Linked DNA regions of Homo sapiens: regions 2, 3, 4, 5, 6 and 7 are each linked to region 1. Evidence: chromatin contacts called from ENCODE Hi-C or POLR2A ChIA-PET data. All regions are on one chromosome and are shown on one strand. The core of a region is the stretch at or near the end of the contact, and the rest is flanking DNA. Distances in the headings are between cores, read along the strand shown. Region 1 holds the start of WDR47 (WD repeat domain 47). Region 2 holds the start of GNAI3 (G protein subunit alpha i3). Region 3 holds the start of EEIG2 (EEIG family member 2). Region 4 overlaps EEIG2 (EEIG family member 2). Region 5 holds the start of ATXN7L2 (ataxin 7 like 2). Region 6 holds the start of HENMT1 (HEN methyltransferase 1). Region 7 holds the start of SORT1 (sortilin 1).

Evidence for each region. A loop is a pair of places that touch in the nucleus more often than their neighbours do. ChIA-PET counts read pairs that join two places held with the same protein, here RNA polymerase II (POLR2A). Pooled maps may share reads with other maps.
Region 2: a loop to region 1 is called in a pooled map, with 7 times the contacts of the local background. The contact joins the promoter of GNAI3 here to the promoter of WDR47 in region 1. A Hi-C loop is called at or near these places in 6 of 50 pooled maps. POLR2A ChIA-PET finds 5 or more read pairs at or near these places in 4 of 52 experiments (MCF 10A, activated CD4-positive, alpha-beta T cell, activated CD8-positive, alpha-beta memory T cell and 1 more).
Region 3: a map of B cell shows a loop between it and region 1 (4-fold over the local background). The contact joins the promoter of EEIG2 here to the promoter of WDR47 in region 1. A Hi-C loop is called at or near these places in 1 of 168 maps with a recorded cell type or tissue (B cell) and 8 of 50 pooled maps. POLR2A ChIA-PET finds 5 or more read pairs at or near these places in 2 of 52 experiments (PC-3 and activated T-cell).
Region 4: a pooled map shows a loop between it and region 1 (9-fold over the local background). The contact joins the enhancer-like site here to the promoter of WDR47 in region 1. A Hi-C loop is called at or near these places in 1 of 168 maps with a recorded cell type or tissue (gastrocnemius medialis) and 4 of 50 pooled maps. POLR2A ChIA-PET finds 5 or more read pairs at or near these places in 3 of 52 experiments (A673, H1 and OCI-LY7).
Region 5: a loop to region 1 is called in a map of naive thymus-derived CD4-positive, alpha-beta T cell, with 10 times the contacts of the local background. The contact joins the promoter of ATXN7L2 here to the promoter of WDR47 in region 1. A Hi-C loop is called at or near these places in 2 of 168 maps with a recorded cell type or tissue (naive thymus-derived CD4-positive, alpha-beta T cell and posterior cingulate gyrus), 3 of 37 single-sample maps with no recorded cell type and 13 of 50 pooled maps. POLR2A ChIA-PET finds 5 or more read pairs at or near these places in 2 of 52 experiments (BJ and CD4-positive, alpha-beta memory T cell).
Region 6: a map of B cell shows a loop between it and region 1 (25-fold over the local background). The contact joins the promoter of HENMT1 here to the promoter of WDR47 in region 1. A Hi-C loop is called at or near these places in 1 of 168 maps with a recorded cell type or tissue (B cell) and 6 of 50 pooled maps. POLR2A ChIA-PET finds 5 or more read pairs at or near these places in 5 of 52 experiments (CD4-positive, alpha-beta T cell, CD8-positive, alpha-beta T cell, activated CD4-positive, alpha-beta T cell and 2 more).
Region 7: a loop to region 1 is called in a pooled map, with 5 times the contacts of the local background. The contact joins the promoter of SORT1 here to the promoter of WDR47 in region 1. A Hi-C loop is called at or near these places in 5 of 50 pooled maps. POLR2A ChIA-PET finds 5 or more read pairs at or near these places in 3 of 52 experiments (BJ, PC-9 and T-cell).

Annotation. Positions count from the first base shown.
Region 1 is chr1:109,040,839-109,043,368 of GRCh38, reverse strand. WDR47 (WD repeat domain 47) reads left to right here and starts at 1,267. Exons shown (of 15, transcript NM_001142551.2): 1 at 1,267-1,507. RefSeq lists a silencer at 1,070-1,619.
Region 2 is chr1:109,547,344-109,549,873 of GRCh38, reverse strand. It overlaps GNAI3 (G protein subunit alpha i3), which reads right to left and starts at 1,259. Exons shown (of 9, transcript NM_006496.4): 1 at 1,036-1,259. The coding sequence starts at 1,153. RefSeq lists enhancers at 973-1,142, 1,673-1,732.
Region 3 is chr1:108,558,841-108,561,370 of GRCh38, reverse strand. EEIG2 (EEIG family member 2) reads right to left here and starts at 1,271. Exons shown (of 11, transcript NM_001010883.3): 1 at 806-1,271. The coding sequence starts at 942. RefSeq lists enhancers at 68-117, 581-680 and a silencer at 1,071-1,610.
Region 4 is chr1:108,589,912-108,592,441 of GRCh38, reverse strand. All of the region lies in intron 1 of EEIG2 (EEIG family member 2), which reads right to left. Among named protein-coding and RNA genes, the nearest start is that of EEIG2, 31 kb to the right of the region's middle. Within about 2 kb of position 1,266, at least 17 of the 41 ENCODE cell types and tissues checked have a DNase peak (open chromatin) inside an H3K27ac peak, as active enhancers do; they include A673 and gastrocnemius medialis, where a contact is called at or near this core.
Region 5 is chr1:109,482,644-109,485,173 of GRCh38, reverse strand. It overlaps ATXN7L2 (ataxin 7 like 2), which reads right to left and starts at 1,269. Exons shown (of 11, transcript NM_001350175.2): 1 at 1,094-1,269. The coding sequence starts at 1,220. RefSeq lists enhancers at 560-1,179, 1,180-1,797 and a silencer at 1,197-1,366.
Region 6 is chr1:108,659,825-108,662,354 of GRCh38, reverse strand. HENMT1 (HEN methyltransferase 1) reads left to right here and starts at 1,262. Exons shown (of 8, transcript NM_001102592.2): 1 at 1,262-1,392; 2 at 2,393-2,491. The coding sequence starts at 2,471. RefSeq lists enhancers at 365-953, 954-1,543 and a silencer at 1,129-1,298.
Region 7 is chr1:109,396,658-109,399,187 of GRCh38, reverse strand. It overlaps SORT1 (sortilin 1), which reads left to right and starts at 1,270. Exons shown (of 20, transcript NM_002959.7): 1 at 1,270-1,601. The coding sequence starts at 1,296. PSMA5 (proteasome 20S subunit alpha 5) reads left to right here. Exons shown (of 9, transcript NM_002790.4): 9 at 1-146. RefSeq lists an enhancer at 136-1,117 and silencers at 1,144-1,273, 1,314-1,383, 1,394-1,493.

The DNA.
Region 1 (2,530 bases), core at 18-2,517:
TGCATTGTGTATATGTACCACATTTTCTTTATCCATTTGTCTGTTGATTGACATAGGTTGATTCTATATTTTGGCTATTGTGAATAGTACTGCAATAAGCATGGGAGTGCCAGAAATATTTTTGATGTTTATTCTCTTTACCAGACTGTTACCCCATTTTCCCCTTTTGGGAGGTCCAGCTCACTCTGGACTTTCGCCTCTGTGAGGATGATGTTCTTTTTTCTGTGAGACGGAGTCTCTCGCTCTGTCACCCAGGCCGGAGTGCAGTGGCATGATCTCGGCTCACTGCAACCTCCGTCTCCCAGGTTGAAGCGATTCTCCTGCCTCAGCCTACCAAGTAGCTGTGATTACAGGAGGCTTGCCAGCACACCCGGCTAATTTTTGTATTTTTAGTAGAGACGGGGTTTCACCATGTTGGCCAGGCTGGTCTCAAACTCCTGACCTCAGGTGATCCGCCCGCCTCGGCCTCCTAAAGTGCTGGAATTGCAGGCGTGAGCCACCGCGCCTGGCCGAGAATGATGTTCTTACAGGTTTGTGTAATTGTATTCTTCCTTATGGTTATACTTCCTGGATGCTTAATTAAGCTCGGTTGAACATCACGTATATTTGTGGAATAAGGGGCTTACAACCAACAGGAGTAGACAAAACCTGAACATATTAAATGTTAAGTAACTGAAAAATGCTTTCAAGGCAGATCAGCTTTGCAAAATGAGAAACCAGGAAGGGGACAAACAAACTACTGGAGTTTTCTGGGACGAAGTGGGACCTAGGAAAGCAGCGAAAGAAGGGTAGAAGGCAACATTAATTTCATTAACCTTTATTAATTATCGGGGAGGAGTATGAAGAGTCAATCCTAATGCGCAGTCTTCTCCATTTGCAGGCGACAATCCTGTTCGTGCTATTTTGGGACATGGGGTCACCGGCCAGCTAAGGGTCTACGTCCCTGCCACCAGTCTCACGCTATTGCCGCACCCGTTCTGCTACTCCCCCGGGCCCCTAGCCGGTCCCTCCAAGCCCGACCCCCGCCCGCCCCGCCCAGGCTTTGGTCCGCCCCGCCCAGGCTTTGGTCCGCCCCGCCCCTCCCCGCCCCAGCTTTGGGCCCGCCCCTCCACGCCCCTCCCCGCCCCGCCCCGCCCCGCCGACTCGCCCTTCGGCTCAGGCACCTGCCTGGCCGCCCCGCGCGGCGGGGTCCTGAGGCGCCTCGGGGAAGCGCGGCGATTGGCTGCCGCTCGCGGGTAGAGCTCGGCTCCCCGGCACTTGACAACCGCAGTCTGCAAGAGGCTGAGCTGAGGAGTCGCTGGGCCGGGAGGGGCGGACGTGAGAAGGACGGATTGACGAACTGATGGATTGACGCGCGGGCGGTAGGAGGGAGGACCGACGCCAAACCCAGACCGCCGCCGTCGTGCTCCTGCCGCAGCCCGGAGCCGGCCGCTTCGGGGCCCTGGCCGCCGGCCTCCCAGCCGCGTTCTCCTCCGCCGCTCCTCCGGGCTTGCCCTGGAGCCCTCAGGTGGGTGACTCCGGGAGTCGGAGGCTGGGTCGGTCCGCTGCACACCTCGGGTTGCCATGGTCACCCGTCGCCTCCTGTCACCACCTGACACGGCTCCGACCGGGCGGCCCCGAGGACTGTGTTTGCGGCCCCGGAGAGGGGTCTTTAGTGGGCTTGGGTGCCGACTGGGAGGGGGCTGGGGTCGTGGGTGAGGCCCCAGCATCGCGGGGTGAGGATCTGCGAACTGCTGGGCCCCGGTTCGAGGTCACCGGTCCTGGACCACACCTTTCCCACATTACCAGTTGGATTCTGGGGGCAGAGCGACGCCCCTCGCCCTGGCACTGAGCAGCAAGTGAGCGCGAGGTTCGTGCCCATCTCGCCGCTGCGCCGATTCTTCCTTCCTCGCCCCTTGGTCGAGCCCGTGCGAGAACTGAGGGGCGCGCTCGCGTCCCTTTCTGGGCACGCCTTGGCCCGGAGGAAGAGAGGGAGCGGCGGGGCTGGGAGCCCCGCTGGGGCCGGTTTTGGCCTTTCTCACATCAATGGTCGGGATGGGAGCAGGCCTTTGGGGATCTGGGTGTGGTCGCGGAAAGGGGCAGCGACTCGATTTAGAACTGGGATTGCGCTGGAGGGGCGCCTGCGTAGAAGAACGCAAGGTTGTGGAACTCAAAGGGTTAAACCGCTTCCCTTTATTGGGGAGAAAAATATTGGAACTCTAGCTCTGGGGCGAGGCCATGGGCAAAGGGGGCGGGGGCGGGGGGCGAGGGTAGGCCGGGGCGGCATTTGGGCTTTTGACCAGATGATTTTTCCTTCTCTGTACCCAGACGTGCAGTTAGTAACCGTGCATGGTATCTGAGGGGACCGTTTTTTTTTTTTGGCAACTTGGTTTTCTCTGCATAATGAAAGGAGAAGTCTTTGTTCCACCCAGATTCGTAGGTTGTGATCCTAATACTTATTTCTCTCTTTGTTGGAGACTCTGTAGAATGCCTCAAAAAGTTAATGGCACAGAAATGAACATGTAGGTTTAAAAAATGCTATAAATCTTTT
Region 2 (2,530 bases), core at 10-2,509, 510 kb before region 1:
TTGAAACTCATGTTGAGTAAAATACATCCGACTGTGTTTAAAAAAAGCCAATTAAAACGACTATCAAATAACATAAACAGTAATTCCTGAAGTCAATGGTTTTGCTTTGAAGAGGCCAAAAAGGATAAAACAGCCACCAGAAGTCTACCATAGTCTTTACAGTGAATATGTCCAACTCTGTAACTTATCCTAAGGTAACTATTCCAACTACACATCATCTATAGCAACTATTCAGCATCCTCCAATGTGTAATCTCTTGTTCACTAGATCTTCTGCTACAAACCTCAAAGAAATCATTCTTTAAATTTCTTCAGCTCACACCATTTCCCATCCTTTTGTAAAAACAGAAGAAGACGTTATAAAACTTTGAAAATAAAAATGATAGGAAACGGTGGAAAAGTAGAGATGGCCTCTGCACCCAAGCTCTTTTCCTTTATACCTGATAACTTGTCATTTATCTCACCTACCTATCTTCATGTTCCTGGATAATCCAGGGTTCTTCCAACAGTTCAAATGGCTCTCTTACTAACAAATGTCAACGTCCTTATGTGACCATTCTGTTCCAGTCTCTGTACCATCCATTCAAGCCTGCTAGCTTTATCCTGCCAAAGAACCACGACGCTCCAAACTCACAAACCATTATACAAGCCCAACATATACTCTATGCCGTTCTCGTTACCAACACGCTCCAACCCAACGTAAAACCTTCCTAGTATCAACTCTTCCTTTATGAGCTTTTCCCATATTCCTACTCCCTCAACATCTACCGGCCCATACTCCCAAGTCTCTCTGCTAAACGCAATTCTAGCCCGGAGTCACACCCTCTACAGCCTAATTCCCGCAACCCCAAAACCCCACCCCCCTCATCACGCCCTCTGGGGCCTCAGCTAGGAACCCCAACACCCCGCCCCACGCCCGGCACGCCCTCCAGATCCCTTTAGGGTCCTTTCCGTCGGCCCGACCAGACCCCGTTCAGGCCTTCCAAGCGCCTAGGCTCTCCCGACCACCACTCAGTCCCCGCCTCCAGCCCCTCACCGAGTAGCAGCAGCTTCACTTCTTTGGCCGCTTTTTCCCCGTCCTCCCGTAAGTTGCGGTCGATCATCTTGCTTCGCTCCACTGCCGCCTTGTCTTCGGCGCTCAACGTGCAGCCCATGGCGGCGGCGGGAGAGGGGACACGGGCCCGGACTCACTCACACCACGGAAACTGCGGCTCGGCAGGCTGAGGCACCGTCTATTGCTGGGCGGTGGCCCTCTCCGTCAGCTCCCTTAGCGCCCAGAAGAACCGGATATCCGACGTTTACGACACTTCCGGCGACGCCCCGCAGCCTTCACCGTTTAAACCACTCTCCTCAGGGAGAGGAGTTGAGACCGAAAGCGGAAGTCACGGGGAGCTGGCGGCTGGGTTGGGCGGCGGATCTGCAGAGTTTCGAGGTTCTGTCAAGTTCGCTGCCCGCCGCCCAACTTGAAGCCTCATTTACCTTTCGGCTACCTGATTTGGATAAATGGAGAAAAACCGGGGCCTCTAACTCATAATGCCCTCCCGCGTTCAAGATGCCAGTTTTGGGGCGGAGATTTCTAAATTAAAGCCTACATCCCGCGCGGGAATATCTGCTGGTAATTTCTCGCCTGCCAGAAAACTCCTTTGATCTCTGGCTGTGGAGACTCGGGACCCCTACCCAAGTATGGGACACTGCCTCCGTTGGGGTTATCTCAGATCAATGGAATGGGAACAAGCTATCCGGCCTGGGCGCCGTTCACGTCTCACATCTGAGATCGTAACACCGACTGTGCTTAGGACCTCAGCAATAACTTTTTGCCGTCTCTGGCCCACTGACTCCTCTCAAAATGTCCCCTGGTCCTTTTGCTATTCACGTATTTCTGTGGGCTTGAGATTTGCTTAACTCCTATATTGGCAAAAGGCCACTTGAAATCGCTAGCAGATACTCGATAACCTGAAAGGTAAGCCTGTAGTTCCTCCATAAAATTTCCATGCTGCCCTTCTCTCCAGTATAATTCAGATCTTCCTACCTTAGGGTCTTAGAACTAAAACCAAGATAAGTCAACTTCAATTCCACACCCCGAAACAAACCAGTGCATCCTGTGAATCTCCTACTAAAATTTCCTGTTGCGATAACATGCAAAAGGAGAGGTTCTAGTAAAATTTGCCTCTCAGCCCTAGTATCACCTGAAACTTAAGTCCACTGTGAAAGTCCCAGGCAGATAGCATCTTTCACTAATAACCCTGGATACTGCGTGAAGGTAGTCCTAAATCAACTTTTCAGGCAAATAAGCCCACAATTACTATACGTTCTAGCGAAGGGAACTCAGTCCCTAAAACCTTTCCCTGTGATTGTAAATTTATTTCTCTAATAGAATCTGAACTTGAGAAAGTAAGGTCCCAACAGAGAGGTTTATATAGTGATGATTCATTAATTAGAAGGATTTAATTAGAGGATTAGAGCCACCTTAAAAAGCCTCGTCCACCTTAACTCTTAGCAATGCCAATTCTTCAAGGTTTGAAAAGTCCCCC
Region 3 (2,530 bases), core at 22-2,521, 480 kb after region 1:
TTTTAAAGAAAGCACCTTAGGGTACATCTGTCAACCTGTGAGTAGCTCTGAAATTACTCAAGAAACACTGCCACACCTATTATTAATGCCACACCTATTATTTAATAGCTTCATTCTGTAACCTGCTAATGCCTCTCTCTGGGAGTGCCCAGGGGCTCATTTTAAAATGAGGGCAGGGCCTGGGCTCCCCATCTGGCTCTAAGCCCTCCCACAAGGAGACCTACTAGTGGCCACTTCAAGACTAATTCATCCAGCATTAGCGCCTAACTGGAGACGCCGCTCTCTGATGAGGCACAGACCGTTGTCTCGTCTGCCAGGAGCACTTGACTCAAGTCAAGCCTGGCCAGGCCTACCCCAGCCTCAGAGTGGGTGGCCAAGTCCCCTTGTAATCTACAAGGGAGAAGGAATTGTGCTAAGCACAGGTTTCTGTTCAGAGCTGGGCTCTTGGAACTCCTGCAGTTTGGGTTATTTTAGTTTTTAACAGCTCAAGTTCTACTTTGCATTTCACAAATATGGAAATGTCTTAAGAGAAAACAGAAGCATCCTCCCTCTCTGGCCATTGCTCCCATTCCTAGAGGATTTGGGAGGGAAGAGCAGATACCAGGCACCATCTGGAGTCAGGAGCGCAGGAACCAAGGCCAGCTGAGAAGAACCCATTTGCAAAGCACTTTGCAGATCAATAAATTCGACTGATTTTAGAGCGGTCCCTAGGGAAAGGCGAGCAAATGGGCCAAGGAGAGATGCTGCCCATCCAACAAGCCCTGGCCAAGCAGAAAGGGGCGAGGCGGCGCGGGAGGCGAGTTACCTGGAGGACTCGGCGGTGAAGCTGCCGCCGTCCAGCAGCCGCATCTTGCAGAAGAGGACCCCATTGACGAAGGGCACTGAGGAGAGCTCCTCGAGCTCGAAGTCCACCTTAAACTTAAACTTCTTCTTCTTCATCATCGTGAGAGCCAGGCGCCTGCAAGCTGGGCGCACGGCCGGGCGCCGCCGCCTCAGCTTGGCCGAGCCCCGGATCAGCCCAGCCCCATGGCCGGGGCCGCGAGCTGTGCGCGGGGGCGCGGCCGGGGGGCGCCGCAGGCCGGCCGCGGCCGGGGCCGCTGCCGCCGCCTCTCGCGGCAGCCTGGGCCGGAACGCGGCGGCAGCTGCGGCGCGGACCCCGACCGCCCGCGGGGAGCGGTCGTGCTGCAGCTCGCCCGGGGAGGTGAGCGCCCTTTTGGTGCTCAGCTCGCCGCCGCCGCCGCCGCCGCCTCCGCCGCCGCTGCCGCCCGTCTGGGAGTCGGGAGAGGCGAGGCTCGAGGAACCGCCGCCTCAGCGCCTCGGGGGTCGGGGGCGCCCCCAGCGGCCGCGGCCTGCAGCGCACGGCGGGGCGGAAGCCGGAGGGAGGGCGGGGACTTTGTGGGCGGGCGCGGGCTTGGCCGCGGACTCTAACCCGCGACGGCAGTTAGCACGTCACGCCTTTCTGGGGTTAAAAAAAGACAAACCCGACAGAGAAAGCTTCCTTCTACCGCTTCCTCTCCGCCTTTCTTTTCAGTTTTTGCACCGCCTCCTTTCTCCCCCACCCCCTCCAGTGGTTTCTTTCCTTTGGGTTTGAGAGCCATGGGTTAATAGAGGCAATTAAAATCTCAGCGTTGTTTTGGTCAAATTGAAATCCTAAAACTAAAATTTCCGTTAGGTACTCTAAATTCACGAGCCTTCAAATATAAAAGGAAGATAAGGTAGGAAAAAGGAAAATGATGTGCTGAGGGACTATCAAGGGCCCAGGCACCGTACTGCTGCAGGCGCTTTCTCTGGGGTATAGCTTATCTAGTTCCTGTCACCCAGGACAAAAGATAAAAGAGCAAAGAAGCAGTTAAAATAATACCCTCCCTTTAAAAATTTGTCTGTCTATACTGAGAACTGAAATGCTTAAAATCAAATTCTGCAGGCAGTCTGGCATGGCTACGCTGTAATCCCAGCTACTCGGGAGGCTGAGGAGGGAGGTTAGCCTGAGCCGGGGAAGCGGAGCTTGCAATGATCGGAGATCGCGCCACTGCACTCTAGCCTGGGCAACAGAACAAGCCCCTGTCTTAAAAACAAAACAAAATCTTCAGAGCAGGCTTAAAAAAAAATCTCCCTAGGGGAATAACAATTACCTGCCTTCTGTAATCATGCATGTATTGTTACAATGAATGTTACAAAGTTGGTTACGTGATGTTCATGTTTTTAAACTGAGTTATTGTCATTTTCACTCAGATTCTGCCACAGTAATTCTGAAAGGGTTTAATTGAAAATATTTTCTTTCTCAGTTTACTCGTTTACTCATTCATTCATATAAAAAAATTGCTTAAAATGTCAATCATCGGCTAGACCCCATAACCAAAAGCCAATAACTGCCCTCAAGAATTTTACAATCTAGTGAGGAAGACATGTTTAGACAGGTCATTAAAAAAACACAACCTAGCACCAAGCTATGTAGAACTCAGAGAAGCAATTAATTGAAGTTAATCAGTTTTCTGAATTTCAAAGGATGAAAATGATTTGGGACAAAGTG
Region 4 (2,530 bases), core at 17-2,516, 450 kb after region 1:
CATGCGAAGTGCAGTTGTCTATTAATTACCTCATGATGTGCAAACAAAGAATCCTTAATGGAGAAGAAATCCAGAAATGATGAAGGTGGGAAAGAGTACAGCATAACACTAATCATTTGCCAAACACAGGAAACAATAAAGATTTGTTGACCAAATGAATAACTGAAGTCAGGCATGGGCCACAAATGACTGGTTCCAGCTACCAATTCTTGCCTGTGTTACTTCCTATTTGTAAATCAAGCCCTTTCCTGTGTCTAGCACCACCACAATTCAGACTCTCAATATCTCTTCCCTGAAGCATGGCAACAGCCTCCTTAATGGTCCCCGCTCAGATCTATCTTCCTCATTGCTACCAGAGAACTCTTTTTAAAATACAAACTTGATAATGTCATTTCTGTTTAAAATCCTTCACTGCTTCCTCTTATAGGATTAGGTTCAACCTCCTTAATGGGGCCTCTTTATGATTAAGCCCCTGTCTGTCTTTAGTCTTATCTCTTGACCCTTTCTTTCTGTCTTATATTGTTTGTCATTCCCATTTACTTCACACTATTTCTCATTTGCATGCCTTTGTTCATGATTTTTTCTTTCCCTTCTATTCCATCCACTCTCCTTTCAACTTCCCGCACTCACCAGTTTAATTCTAACGCATCTAGTTTTGTCATTACCTCCTCTAGAAATCTCTCTGCAACTCGGTGTCCCATATGACCAGGCCTGCCTTGGTTCCCTTCTCAGTGTCCTCTTTTCCCTACCCTAGAGCACTGTCCCCCAGGGAGGGGCAGGAAAGAGCTGGCTGCCTCCACTTCTTCCATCATTCACTCAGTCTTCAGTCTCCCAAGACAGTGTCCTCATTTCCCGTTCTCTCTGCCTTGTTTCTGGCAGAGTCTCCTATGATTGATACATTTCAAATAAACAAATATTATAAATGAATTTTTTAAATGTATGGGCTTAAAAATTGATGACTGTGTGCCCTTTCTTAATAGGAACTGAAGTAGAAAGATATGTTAAGTAATCTTTATCGTTTTGTAACATCAAAATAGCCTTGGATTCTCAAACAATCTCTCTAAAAAAAGGTTTTGTTTGTGCAACTAAGGCAATTACTCAGATTTTTTTTGTGTGTGATAATCTTTAATGTGTACACACACGCACACACACAGCTATCAGAAAGCTGTCCAAATGAAACAAACAACCAAAAAAGTAGCAAAGTTAGTTTGCGACCATTTGTTATACTGATGGGTTACCATGGAAACAAACTCAGACTACTTGGCATCTGAGACAAAAGTCACATTAGTAAATGGTTTCCGTTATGTGAGTCATTAATTTCCTATGACTTTTATACAGTTGCTTAACCACTTTCCAGAAACAAAGCAACAGAATATGATTTGTGTTGATACTGTGAAAACCCAAGTATTTCTAAGATAAAGTGATACAGCTGCTGACATAAAATAAGCAGAGGACTCAGAAGAAATGTTGCTATGGCCTTGTGTTTCAAACGAGTCAAAGAAAATCTAGAAAGTCTTTAAAAAATAAAAGTAAAATAAAAGGAAAATTATGGATCCATTTTTTTGTGACTACTGTACCAGCAAAATGCATTACTTATTCTCGAATAACTTGCATAGGTATACCCTAGGTACACATTTAAAATTATGCCATGTCTTGGTAATTCAGTATATTTTTAACTTTTTAAAAAACAGTGATAAGAAACTGCTATGAAGAATGCAAACTGTTTGCCAGATAGTATTGCATAGAGGTTAAGAGCTTAAAGGATCCAGAGCCAGGCTGCTTGTGTTCAAATCCTGCCTCTGCTCCCTGCCAACTGTCACGCTGGACACGTTCCTAACCTCTCTGCATTCTGCATTTCCTCCTCTGTGAAACAGGATGTAACAATACCTACAACTCATGGGAATTTGGGGAAACCAAATGAATTATTACACACAAGAGTTCAGAACAGTGCCTGGCTTACAGTGTATCTCAATAATAAATGTTACAAGTTATTATCAAGGATGTATATAGTCCACCTCAATTTGCCCACCAGAGTGAAATAATGGTCAAATTTATAAGGAAAGATTTTTTTCAATATTAATGAAGATTTCTACTTCTTAAAAGATACAGACTCTTGAGAAAAAAGAAACCTGTGGGAACAGAGGCAAAAATAAGTATTTTAATACTCCAAGGATAAGTCAGATCTACAAAATTGTGACACAACACTAAGGATAAATGAACATCTCATACATCAGAGATATTTTTGGCTTGGGTAAATGGGTGAAAAGAATTGGACACAAGAAGATTTTGTTTTATTTATTTCTTATTTATTCACTCACTCATTTTGCTAGTGGGATTAGGGAGTGAGGGAAATGATAATCCAGTTTTGGATATTTTGAGGTTGAGGAGCCTGTGGGTTCCCTATTTGGAAATGTCTAGGAGGCAGACAGATACACAGACCTAGAACTCAAAGGTGGTCAGGGCTGAAAATACAAATGTAAATGACAGGCTGCACATGATGGCTCAAACCTATAATCCTAGCTACTTGGGA
Region 5 (2,530 bases), core at 20-2,519, 440 kb before region 1:
TCTCAATGCACCCAGACCCTGACAATGGCCCCATCTTTGCCCACCCAGCATGGGGCAGCCCCAGGGTGGCCTGGGCTCCCACTTAGGTCTGCTCTCTGATGCCCATTAACAGATATGCTCCTTTCTAGGATGAGAAGATTGTTGACAATCTTATATAATATCCAGATTATGAGGGGTCGTGGGTTAGGCACGCAAGAGACAAGGGGCAGCTCCCACTCTAAGTCCGTTAAATGCAAGTGCGGGGAATGATGGATAGAACGAAACTGGGAGTCGGATGTCTCAGAGGAGAACAAGTGTCATTAGAGACCCCTCCGTGCAGTCTCCTCCTCCACCTCTTCTCACTTGCAAACTTCTTCAGGGGCGTGATGCCTGCTGTCACCCCGAAAGGCCACGAGGCCAGGTGCTCCCTGGGGCCCAGAAGACAAAGATCAGAAGAAGGGGCTGTAGGCCCGCTCACTAAGGCACTCAGGGGCCTAGAGAAGGTGAGAGTAAGAGCAGAGAGCCAAGAGGCAGGGCAAGAGGCCTGGGAAAGGACAGTGGGTTGGAGGCATGGATGGATGGACCGAAGGATGGAGGGAGGGAGGATAGATGGATGGACGGACGAACTAACGCGGAGAGGGCGGGGGTCTAAAAGCACTGCAGCTGCAGGCAAATGCCGAAAAGGAGCAGGAGGTGTGGGGCAAAAGGCGAAGGAACAAGGGGGGTGAGGAAGGGGGCACAGAAGTGGGGTGCGTGGGAAACACGTGGAGGACTGTTGCGGACAGGGAAAGCTGGAGGCAGGTGCAGGAGGGTCGCGAGCTGAGGGGCAGCAGGCAAGGAGAAAGATAAAGGCAAGCCTATATGGGGGCAGGTATTAGCGACTGGCAGAGGCAGAGGTTGGCAGGGTGGGCTGCGAGCGGTGAGCAGGCGCTAGGACCCGGAGGCGCGAAGGTGACGGAGCGGGCGGGCACTAGGACCCGGCGGGTCCTTTGTTTGGGGGGCCGGGGAGCCGGACGGCGGCTCCAGTCGGCGGCTCCCCTCAGCTGGCGGGGGCCCGGAAGGGGGGAGGGGAGATAGTGATGGGGTCCCCGGACTTTAGGGTGGCTTTACTCACCGTCAGCCGCGGGCAGGTCGGCCCGCTCCACCCACGAGCTCCAGCTCTGTCCCGCGAAGTCATCGAGACTCGGCACCCGCCGCTCCAGAGCGGCCATTGCTGCCGCCGCGCGTTCACGCACCGCCATCACCGCCGCGGACGCGCGCCCGCCCTGGCGCCGCCGCCGCGCGGCCCCCTCCCCCTCGCCCCGTCGCGGGCACGCCTCCCCTCCTCCCCACCTGCCTTTCCAGCGCAGTCTTTGCGCAAGCGCAACACAGGTTGCCTGTTCCCCGCGCCCCCCCCCCCCCCACCCACTCACAGCCTTCTGGGAAGTGTAGTCTTGGAGCGGATGCTATTGCCTACCGAGCTTGCAGCAAGAGTCCCTCCGAAATGCACAATTGCAGGGGGAAAAGAGAAGACCAAAGCTCCAGGACCTCCTCTTCTAACCCTTATGCACACATTATTTGTGCTACCAGTCCACTCTCCCAAGCTCACTGCATCTCTCCCCAGCCCCAAACCTCTCTGCCCAGACGCCCCTCTAAGCCGTGCGTCCGCCAGCTGGCTGGCGCCCCTTCCCGGGCTGGCGGCCACGAAGCGACTCCGCTCCCCTGTAGATCGAATAGGGTAGGTGCAGGGAGGTGGGCGCTGTGAATCAGAAGGGCAAGGGGAGGGAGTCTGTAGGAGGTGCTGAAGGACACAGGGGTGGTGTGGGGGAGGGCCTCGGCTCCCGTGTCGTGCCTCCTCTGTGGGAAACCCACGCTGCCCTGATGCAGAGCAGAGGGTTGGCGTGGCGTTGTCTGGATTTGAGAGGACCTGGCCAAGCTGACCAAGATCACCTGTCATGATGACAGGATGACAGAAGGCTGTCTCCGAGCCAGAGCCAGCCCCAGAACTGGGGTGGCCCCGAGGCAGCTGGTGTTTGCAGCATCTCTGCTGATCTGTCTCTCTTCTCTTGAGAACTGCGATCGATACCCTGTACAGCCTCTTCCCAAACCCTGGCTGGACCCTGACTCCATCCATCACTTTGCCTTCTTTTTCTAATGAATACTTTCTCTGCTGGAAGGGCTGCTTCTGAAGCCTCGGCATAGGGAGATTTCTCATCAGAGCTGTCATCTTCCTTGCTAAGGTCTGGAAAGTACCTTAATCATCCATTTCTTTCATCTTCTCAGCTGATAACATTTCTTCCCACCCTCACACAATCAGACAAAAGTCTGCCTACTCCATTTCCCGCCCCCCCCCCGCCGCCATCGCATTAAAAAAGTAATACTAATCCTTTTTCCTCCTCAACCTCTCACACCTCACCCCCGACGCTTGACCCTTTAGCTAAGGGGAAAACAAGTTGGGGAGCAAGACCTCAGATTTTCTTCTCCTTTTCATCCAGGGAAGGTGTAAGTACTTCAAGAATAATCTCTGAGGGCAGGGAATCTCAACCTGAGACCCACAGATGATCCCTAGGGC
Region 6 (2,530 bases), core at 13-2,512, 380 kb after region 1:
CCTGGGGTCAAGTGATCCTCCGGCCTCAGCCTCCCAAACAGTTGGGACCACAGGCAGGCACCACCATGCCCAGCTAATTTCTTTTTTTTTTTGGTAGAGACGGGGTCTCACACTCCGGGGCTCAAGTGATCCCCCAAAGTGCTGGGATTACAGGCGGAAGCCACGGTGCCGGGCCTTATGATTGAATTTTTGAAGCTTATTGTTAGTTATGTACTTCTTTACCTATGACACTAGACTCCCCAAAATGCCAAAAACAAGATTGGTGTAATTTATCATTGTGGTACCCTTAAGCTGTCAGCATAGTGCTTTGCATACAGCAGGCGTTAAATGTTTGAAAATACAGTTCCAATATATCATTTGTGGCATATTAATAGGCTATTAATTCAGTAGCAAAAACACCAGCTTTTGCATCTTTCAAAATATAAGTCAATCTTTTTTCCCTAAAGAAGGCAGCTTCGTCCCTCCCCTCACCCCCCTAATACTCTTCCATCATATACAGGAAAGAAAGTACTTATATATATTAAGTGGAGTCTCCAGAGGGAAGGATGGCAGGATACAATAACTTTTCCAAGAGATCAACAGTTCTATCCACAACACTCGGGGAAAACTATTTCGGGGGTCGGGTGGCGGTGGAGAGGGGGCGTTGGGAGCGGAAAGAACGTTTTTCTGAACGCAGGTGTCACTGGGCCAACTTCACCCAGCCTACATTCCTTTAAGGCCCCCGTGGACTGCTCTGGGATGAAAGCGGAGGCTGACTGGGACTCCAGCCGCCGGCCGCCTCGCGTGGAGCCTTGCTGCTCCTCTTGCCGCCTTCCGCTGGCCAGGACCGTTTTTAGGCCTTTGCCACGCCTCGGGAGCGCCACGAACTCAACAGCCGCCCAAGCCGCCTTCCGGCTCGCGGTCTGCGGACGCGCTCGGAGTTGGGGGCCTTCGCCAACAGCTGCCGTACCGTGCCGCGTCGCAGCCGCACGCTAGCGGGGTCAACGGCGCGGCAGGCGCAGGGGTCCTCGCCAAGGTTCGGAAGAGGACCTTGAAAATGGCTTCTGGGCATGCGCCACAGCGGCCGTTACGAGACGCAAAACCGACGCCTTGGAACTGAGAGCCTAGAGGGACGGAGCTCGGCGCACCATGAGGCTCCCGGGGCCCAAGGCCGACCGTGAGAGCGCACGAGGTTGGCGAGCCCCGCGGGGAGGCCGAGGCGCGGGTGCGGGCGCCGGCGTAGCCGCGGCGGTAGCGTCACGCAGCGAGGCCGTGCGTGCGCGGGCGTCAGGGCGGCGCTGAGTTGAGGACGCTGGCGGCTCCGCGACGAGCTTTGTTTTTTCGGTTGGGCATGCTGCTTACCGCAGGATGATGGAAGCGACGGCCCGTACAAAGACAGAAGCGTTGGTTTCAGTGAGCAGGGTTTCTTTTTCTTTTTCTTTTTTTTTTTTTGAGACGGAGTCTCGCTCTGTCGCCCAGGCTGGAGTGCAGTGGCGGGATCTCGGCTCACTGCAAGCTCCGCCTCCCGGGTTCATGCCATTCTCCTGCCTCAGCCTCCCAAGTAGCTGGGACTACAGGCGCCCGCCACTACGCCCGGCTAATTTTTTGTATTTTTAGTAGAGACGGGGTTTCACCGTTTTAGCCGGGATGGTCTCGATCTCCTGACCTCGTGATCCGCCCGCCTCGGCCTCCCAAAGTGCTGGGATTACAGGCGTGAGCCACCGCGCCCGGCCAGGGTTTCTTAATACAAGTTGGTGACTAACATGTTGCCTAGATTCCAGATTAAAGTCTAGTTGTTGGAGACACATGTGCAATAGAGAACTAAAATTTAAATTCAAGTTCGTGAGTGAATTGAATAGATGTTGGAGCATCTCTAGTTTATCAAGGACACTTTTTTTCCCCCTCGAAATTTCATTTTGACGATGTGTGGAAAAATTTTTGAAAAAATTTGAAGTTGAGGGTCTTAGCAATGAAATGGGCAGAACTCCTAAGATTGCTCCGTTTGTATCTAGTTGAACTATTCATGATAGTAAAGGGAAAGGATGGCTGTTTTCGCTCTTAGTAGGGTTTGACGTAGTGAAAAGTTACGCTTTCTGAGCCTGTTTGCGAATGTCTGAAAAAATACTGGATACATTCTGTGGATTAAATGGTAGTCCACATTTAATCCACAGATTGGCTATTGTGAATAATGCTATGAACTTCGGTGTATAAATATCTGTTCGAGTCCTGCTTTCGTGTTTTTTTTTTTTTTTTTGAGTACTCAGAGGTGAATTCATTATTTACTTTTAAGCGTTCTATTTAAATTATATACTGTAGTAAGGAGTAAGAAAGAGGCTTTCGTTCTTCCCTTCTGAACTAGGCAGCTATTTCTTTCAGGTATCGCTTTACAAAAACGGTTTTGTATTTATTACAGCTGAGTCAGTGCTGATTCTCTCAAATAGAGCTTGAAGGATAAATCTTCATTTTTGTTTCAACAAAACTTCGAAACAAAATGGAAGAAAATAATCTACAGGTAATGCCACCCTTCTTAGCTGCGTCTTTGACTCTTAAG
Region 7 (2,530 bases), core at 21-2,520, 360 kb before region 1:
TAAGTCTTTTTGTTTGAAAGTTAATGTGACTGGAAATATTTTAATGTAAATATCGGGTTGGGTGCATTGTATCATTTTGCTCTACAATGACTATATCCTCATTTGGGTTTATGGCCAGTTTATAATTAAAAGTAATCTTTACTTGCTTTGAGTGTAATGACTTGCATATTTTGTATCTTTCTATTTGCTACCTTTTCTACTGAACAATTTCTAGCTTTCTGAAGGGATGGAGTCAGTAAGCTTAAGGATTCAGAACTGGTTTTACCTGTGCTACGTGTTGTAGAAGTTGTGTGTGCAGCTTCTGCGGTAAAGGGAACAGCGTAGGGGTTTTATTTTATTCATTAGAGGTGGATCGGGGTGCTAATTTAGAGGACATCACATACTGGAACCAAACTTGTCCGAAGCTCTCACTGCAGAGTTAAGGCACTTTGGTAAAATAAATGTGCATCTAGGAAATGATCATGTGTACAGTAGGCATTGGATCATTCTCTTGCCCCTCTTTTACCTGCCCCTAATGCCTAAGCTACATTCGAAGTCCTGGAAAACCTGTAAGTAATTCCGCCTTTGGCCTACCTCCCCTCAGAAGAGGAAGGTGAGAGAGGCCAAACGTATGGAAAGACTATTCTTCAGGCTTGCAGGAGTCACGGATGTCCTGATGTCTGTCTCCGTAGGATGTGGCCCACATCAGTTCGCATTCACCTTCTTGCAGCAAGGCAGCTGCTTAGCAGACAATGGGCGCTCCAGTGAGCGGGGTTTATAAAAACCCGAAGCCCCGGTTCATGATGGAGCCCCCTTTTCCAGCTGAGCAAGCTCAGGGATTTCCTGGGTAGGTTTTTCCAGGCTCTGCCTCACCGAAGGAATTTTAGGAGTGTCTCTGGGGAACAGGAGGGACGTAACCCAGCCCCAACTTGAGGGCGCTAGAGGTGCGGCAAGGGGTCGCGACGCCAGGAGCCCGGGGCTCGGCGGGAAGGTATGAGAAGCTCCTACGTGAACTCCACAAGCCGGGCCCGGGAGACGCCGGGCGAGGCGGGGTTGACCTCAGCAGTCTCTGCCCCGTTCCAGCCAATCAGTCCCGCATCTTAGCATCCGAATCCAGGACCCCCGAAGCCGGAGGCGACGCGAGCCAATGAGGAGTGGGCCGGGGAAGAGGGACAGGCGGCCAGCCTATGGGGCGGAGAGGCCCGGCCGCGCGTATCCAAGGAGCGCCGCGCTCGGCTCGGGGGTGTGGCGCGCGCCGGCGGGGGTGGGCGGGCGCGCCGGGCGGCAGGTGTCGGCGTCGGCGGCATTCGGCGGCGATGGAGCGGCCCTGGGGAGCTGCGGACGGCCTCTCGCGCTGGCCCCATGGCCTCGGCCTCCTCCTCCTCCTGCAGCTGCTGCCGCCGTCGACCCTCAGCCAGGACCGGCTGGACGCGCCGCCGCCGCCCGCTGCGCCGCTGCCGCGCTGGTCTGGCCCCATCGGGGTGAGCTGGGGGCTGCGGGCGGCCGCAGCCGGGGGCGCGTTTCCCCGCGGCGGCCGTTGGCGTCGCAGCGCGCCGGGCGAGGACGAGGAGTGCGGCCGGGTCCGGGACTTCGTCGCCAAGCTGGCCAACAACACGCACCAGGTGAGCGGGCGCCGGGCCCGGGAGCCGCTCGGGTGCGAGGTGCCGCCCGCGTGCCCCTCCCGGCCCGTGCGCCCCGCGACTCCCGGAGGAGACCCCAGCCCTGCCGCGCCCGCGTCCCCCGGGCCGCAGCCCCGAAACTGCGGCGGGCGGGCGGGCGGAGTCGGGCCCGGGCGGCCGGCGGGGCTGTGTTTTGTCATAGGGGAGGCAATCTTAGACTTCCACCGCATTCTTTTTTTTTTTTTTAAGTTGTCAAAATCTCTTGAACATCGTTTTTCGTCTGTATAAATAATCAGGACCCAGTAACGCTGTTAGGCCCCAGGAAGGTGAAGGAGTAATTAACTCTTGAGCGCTTGCAGAAGTTGGGCTGCGCAGAAGCAAAGGTGTGTCCTCTCTGGGTCAGTACTTTCCGGGTGGGAGAGGCGGGAGTTCAGGAGGCCCGAAGCAGCGATCTGGTCACCGTGTTTTAATAGTTAAGGGGACTAGCTTGGAAATGAGATGGCAATATTTATGTGATCTCTTTTACTGCTTCAGATTTGACCTTCTGTCATGGTACGGAAGTCTGACTAGCATGTCTATATCCCGTGGTGACAAGATTTTCAATAGTTAAGAAACGCATTGCACATATTCTGCTTTGAGCCAGCTCTTGGTCAAAAGACTTTCAAAATTATGGGATTTCTGTCCCTGGGGACAAGCAGCTCAACCTTTGCACACTACTGGACTGACAAAACTAATTATTAAGAAAGTCCTGGTTCCTTGCTTCAGCACAACTTGGGCATCTTTCTCCTATTTCTCTAAAATTAACAATTTAATCCTTGCTAGCCACATTTGCATAATGTATTTTCAATTCTATATATTTTCTCCCTTGCCTGTTTTCCTCTTTCAAAGAAAATGAATTGCACTTGGGGGCAGAGATGGGTGGCCAAGGCTCT